2 separate regions of the Mus musculus genome follow, and region 2 is linked to region 1. Evidence: chromatin contacts called from ENCODE Hi-C or POLR2A ChIA-PET data. All regions are on one chromosome and are shown on one strand. The core of a region is the stretch at or near the end of the contact, and the rest is flanking DNA. Distances in the headings are between cores, read along the strand shown.

What was found. A loop is a pair of places that touch in the nucleus more often than their neighbours do. ChIA-PET counts read pairs that join two places held with the same protein, here RNA polymerase II (POLR2A).
Region 2: a loop to region 1 is called in a map of v-Abl transformed pro-B cells, with 3 times the contacts of the local background. The contact joins two enhancer-like sites. A Hi-C loop is called at or near these places in 2 of 37 maps with a recorded cell type or tissue (both v-Abl transformed pro-B cells). POLR2A ChIA-PET finds 5 or more read pairs at or near these places in 1 of 5 experiments (Patski).

What each region holds. Positions count from the first base shown.
Region 1 is chr11:100,424,568-100,427,267 of GRCm38, forward strand. Fkbp10 (FK506 binding protein 10) reads left to right here. Exons shown (of 10, transcript NM_010221.2): 10 at 1-273. It also overlaps a transcript of Nt5c3b not described here. Among named protein-coding and RNA genes, the nearest start is that of Fkbp10, 10 kb to the left of the region's middle. Within about 2 kb of position 1,409, at least 1 of the 3 ENCODE cell types and tissues checked has a DNase peak (open chromatin) inside an H3K27ac peak, as active enhancers do.
Region 2 is chr11:100,958,230-100,960,929 of GRCm38, forward strand. It overlaps Cavin1 (caveolae associated 1), which reads right to left. Exons shown (of 2, transcript NM_008986.2): 2 at 1-1,096. The coding sequence ends at 395. Among named protein-coding and RNA genes, the nearest start is that of Cavin1, 11 kb to the right of the region's middle. Within about 2 kb of position 1,437, at least 2 of the 3 ENCODE cell types and tissues checked have a DNase peak (open chromatin) inside an H3K27ac peak, as active enhancers do.

The sequences.
Region 1 (2,700 bases), core at 159-2,658:
CTCCTCAGGAAGGGGTGGCTCCAGCTGCCCACCATTCTCACTCTTCTCCTCCCAAGCCACCGGGGTCAGGTCTCTCATCTTAAGAAGTTCCCTCTAAAATGAAAGGTTGTGTAAGAGGAAAGCCTGCTCAGGCCCAAGGGTTTCGAGAACCTGCACTTGGTGCTAATCTGAGGGGAGGAAGGTGGGCAGGGTCTTGGACTCAAAGGCTAAACTGATCCAGTCCTTTCTCCTTTGTGTCAATAAAAGGCTAAACTGAAGACCTCCAGAAGTGGACAGATGTCTGGTTTTCTTTTTGGTGCTTTTATTGTATGCCTGTATGTGTGTGGGACTGGTGGCTGAGTTCCGACGTCCCTGGCAATCTCTCTCCACTTTTTAATTTTTTTAGTGTGTTTGTATGTGTTCATAGATGGATAGGTGGATGTTTTGCCTGCATGTATGTCTTTTGTACTACATGTGTGCCTGGCACCCACAGAATCCACAAAAGGGTCTATCAGATGCCCTGAGACCGGAGTTAGAGCCAATTGTTATCTGCCACGTGTGTGCTGGGAACTGAATGTGGCCCTCCTGAAGAGCAGTATGGGCTCTCTCACCTTTATCTTTTAGGTTTTTTTTTCCTTTTTTAAAAAATATTTATTTATTTATTATATGTAAGTACACTGTAGCTGTCTTCAGACACTCCAGAAGATGGCATCAGATACAAATGGTTGTAAGCCACCATGTGGTTGCTGGGATTTGAACTCAGGACCTTTGGAAGAGCAGTCGGCGCTCTTAACTGCTGAACCATCTCACCAGCTCCTCTTAGGTTTTTTAATGTGTTTGTGTTTTACCTATAGTCTGTTTGTATACCATATGTATGCCTGATGCCTAGAGAGGCTGGAAGACAGCATTGGATCTCCTAGGACTGGATTACAGACAACTGTGAACTGCCATGTGGGTACTGAGAATCAAGGCTAGGTCTTCTGGAAGAGCAGTCAGTGCTTTTAATTACAGAGTCCTCTCTCCCCTGCCCTCTTTTTTTGAGGCAGGTCTCTCCTTGTAAACCTGTCCAGGAGCTTGCAATGTAGATCAGGCCGTCCTCAAGAGAGCTGCCTGCTTCTGACTCCCAAGTGCACCACCATGCGGGCTGCTCAACCATCTCACGAGGCCCTACATAAACCTTATTTTTTTCAGACAGGATCTCTCACTGAACTTGGCGGTCAAAAAAATTAGGCTAGATTGACTGGTTTGCAAATCGGAGCTGGGATTACAGGTGCAATACTGTACCTGCTTGTCACATGGTTGGGGGGTGGGGGGTGGGGGCTTGCATGGTAAGCACTTTACCGAAAGGCTGAGCAATCTCCCCAGCTCAGGAGAGCACTTTTACCCCGAGGGCAAGTGCAGAAATGGGGGATGAGTCAGGCAGTTGTCATGGCCTCATGAACTCCAGACGCCAGATGGCGATCTTCACACGTCCCTCCTTCAGGCCTAATCAGATGCCTGTGGGTGTGAAGAGGCCTGGGGCCTTGGGAGTTACTGTCCAGAGATAAGGGTCTGCAGGAGAGGCCTGCAGAGGAGCCCAGTTCCTTATTGTCTTAGCTGAAGGCAAAAAACAGTGTCCATGACCTCAGACAACCTCTAAAGCCCAAGAATCAGTCCACCCAGGCCAGATCACACTTGTTTATACAGATCCGTTCTCAGGACCGCAGCACTCCCACCTTCCTTTCTCCTTCTTGCCAGAGGGGAGGAAACTGACTTCAGATGTTACAGTCCTAGAGAGAACTGCCTCTCTCCCCAGCCAGTCTGTTCACCCTCACTTGCCTGTCTCATTCTGCACACAGTGATGGAGATGCCCCGTGCTTTCTCGGCGGACTGGGGCTTTCCAGAAAACGACAAGGCCACATCCCACCCTCACTATTCCTAAGCAGCATCCTCTTGCCCAGTGCTACAGTTTGGTGTCAGGATGTCCCCGAAGGCTTGGTCTCCAGCTCAGGAGGCTGTTAGAAGGTGCGGGGCTCGTGGAAAGTTTCGTTGGTGTGGTGGTTTGAATGAGAATAGTCCCGCTCGGTCATATATTTGGATACTTGGTTCCCCAGTTAGCAGTGCTGTTTGGGAAGGATTCGGTGTGGCCTTCATGGTAGGCATCTGCCGCAGGGGCAGGCTTTGAGGCTTCCAAAACACCCTCTGTGCCCTACCTTACTCCTGTGTCCTCTCTGCCTCCTGTTTGTGGACCAAGGCGTAGGCTCTCAGGTTCTCCCGCTTCCCCTTTGGCCATCGTCAAGGACTCTAACCTTCTAAAATCACAAGCCCAACCAACTGTATTTATAAGCTGCCGAGGTTGTTTTGTTACAACAGAAAGGGAACTGACCGTTGGTGTATTCTTGGAAGTGGATTGTAAGGCCCTAGTCTCTCTTGTACCAGGCTACCTTAAGGCCAAAAGGCTATTTCATCATGAAGTACTTCCCACCATGACTACTCTGCCACCACAGGCCGGAAACAATTGTTGCCAAGTAGTACAGCCTGAAACTTCCCAAACTATAAAGCCAAGTAACTCCCCCCACCTTTTAAGTTGGTTGCTGTATTTTTGTTACAGTAACAGAAAGCTAACACATCCCAGGACCTTAAGACAGGATTGCTGCCTAAGGCCAGTGATTGGTCACCAAAGCCTCCAGAAAGCTCCTGAGGTTGTGATCCTGAACCAGCCATAGCTGCTCCCCATGCCCA
Region 2 (2,700 bases), core at 187-2,686, 530 kb after region 1:
TAGGGTGGTGCAGCTGAGTATGAAGCTGTGTTGGGGAGGGGCCGAGGGGCCTAACTAGGGAGCTAAAATAAAAGCATCCTGGATCAAGACAACCAGGGCATGGGTCATTCTTCCCATATCCTACCCAGACTGTGTCCAAATTGAGGCTGTCGCTGGTGAGAGACCACCTCCCCTCGGTCTAAGGCCTGTGCTTTGGAGGGCTGCTCTTCGGGGGGGGGGGTGTATTCCCCCCCCCCCGGTTTGTTTAAAAAAAAAAAAAAAAGCCCAACCAGACTGGGGCTTAGAATGCAAAAGAGAAAGTTTGAAAAGGGAAAGGCGGTGTGGGCAGGGGTGGGGGATCAGGGGGCGGCAGGGTCAGGCGCCGGCCTCCAGGGCAGAGCCCTGCGAGTCCTGCTCAGTCGCTGTCGCTCTTGTCCACCAGGACGGCGTCCGACTCCTCGGTGATCTCCAGCAGCGTGTGCACGTCGGGGCTGCTCCCGCGCAGCAGGTCAGTGGCCTCGCCGCGCTCCGCGCCAACCTCGTCGTCCTCGGGACCCACCTCCACCATCTCGGTGGCCTTCAGCACCTCCACCTCGCCCTCGCGGATCTTCTTGACGTGGAAGGTGAAAGGCGGCACCTTGTAGACAGCGGTCTTGGAGCGCGCATACACCACATGGTCGGGCGTGAAGGACTTGCGCAGCTTGTCCCGGGATGTCTTCAGCTTCTCTCGTCGCTCCACGGGCACCAGGCGCGTGCCCAGCTTGTTCATGCGCTTCTCCAGCGTGTGCCGTGTCTTCTCCAGGTTCTCCTTGGTCTTCAGGCGCGTCTTCTCCAGGTTCTCACGCGTGCGCACCTTGGTCTTCTCCATCTTCTCCTTGGAGAAGGCCTTCTTGAAGTCGTCCACGCGCCGCAGGCCGCTGCGCTTGATGCGCTCGGCGCGGGACTCCTCGATCACCTCCTCCACCTCCACCGCCTCGTCGGACGACAGCTCGATCGCCGCGGTGTCATCCTCGGGCCGCTCGCCCTCGCCCAGCTCGTCACCCTCCTTCTCAGGCAGTGCCTCCGACTCTTTCAGCGACTTGCTGACGCTCAGTTTGGCCGGCAGCTTGACTTCATCCTAAGAGGAGAACAGAGCAGACATGAGAAATGCCACTGGAAAGGGCAGAGCGAGGGCTGGATAGGACCCCTGGTGAAGCTGAATAGGGTGCTGGCGATTCTGGGGAGAGCATTGGGGTACCTATGTGGTGAGGATGAAATCCACTAGACTTGTTCACTCTCGAACACCCCAGTGCCTGGTATGGAACTGGTCACGACCAGTCTGTCGAATGGTCCTTATACAGGCAGCACGCGGAGAGAGCAAAGCTTCGGGTCAGAAACTGATCACCATTATGATTACACTAAATATTCCCAGGGACCCTTACACAAACCGCTGTGACTTCGGAAGAGACTGCTTAACTTTTGGAAATAGCAGAGCGCCCTCTGGTGCCCTAACTTACACGCTGTCCCAAACGGGACAAAAAAAAAAAACAGTTTGGGAGAGTTTAGAAGTTGAAGCCTCCAGCGGATAGGTACAAAGCCGACCCCCCATCCCCACCCCCCGGCCCCCAAAAGAGCGATGTAGCTTTAAACTAAAGTAATGGAAGTTTGTTCTCGGGATTTTAACCAGTTTGGGGGAAGGAGAGCTCTGCCTACAGCAGACCATTTTCATCCTTGACTTTCTCATACTGGCAGAACTCCAAGGATCTGTTTTCTCCCCAGTCTGAACATTTCTTCTGGTTCTGTTTTCTCTGCCCTGGAATAGAAGGGAGGGCGGCTATTCTAGTCTTGTCTTGTTTCCCAGGCCAGAGTTTAAAGAGCCAGGCATGGGGAGGCTGGTTTTCCCATCCAGGACTGCCTATAACTCTAGAACTCTAAGCTAGCTCCTCTCTTCCTCTCAGAGACCCTAGCACCAGTCCTAGTCTTGAGTCTGTGGACATTTTTTAATAACCTGACTTGCGATCAACAGTTCATCATTTTACGGTTCCCCCAACATACCACTACCAAAGAGTAGTTGTGGGTGCACATAGAACAGAAACAAGTCTGACCCAGATCTTCAATGGGAGATCTGAAAATGGCCCAGACTCGTTTTAGGTATTTAAGTCCAAGGAATAAGGGAGAAGGGCACATTTTTTTCCAAAATGTTTTTTCCAGGCCAGTTTCCAGAATTCTAAGAAAATCCCATCTCCTGAGAAAACAACATAAATTCTTCCCATAAACAGACACACACACACGAAAAGGATACACAGAGACACACACATCTATTCATAGGCTACATGAAATCTTTATACCACCTGCTACAGAAATTCCTTCCCCATCCCCAATCCCTTTCCTATTCCCTCCCATTCACATCCCCTAGGGTTTCCTGGTTTACACTAGAAACTAGGAACACCTCCTCCCAACTTCCTTCCCTCCTTGTCAATAACATTAGCAGGAACAAAAAGGGAATACCGTCTCCACTTCGTCTCCCAACTGGGCACCAGCTCTGTCGGGCACCAAGCCATTTCACGCTATCTATTACACTACTACACCTCCCAGCAGGCAAGGTATCCAGAGCACAAGGCATGCTGGGATTTGTAGTCTCCACCTGCCACAAATGGGGCTTAGTCCTACCATTGGAATCCTAGGGCATGCGCCATCCCTTTGCCTCTTATTCACTGAGGCGCTGAAGGAATGCTTTCCTTG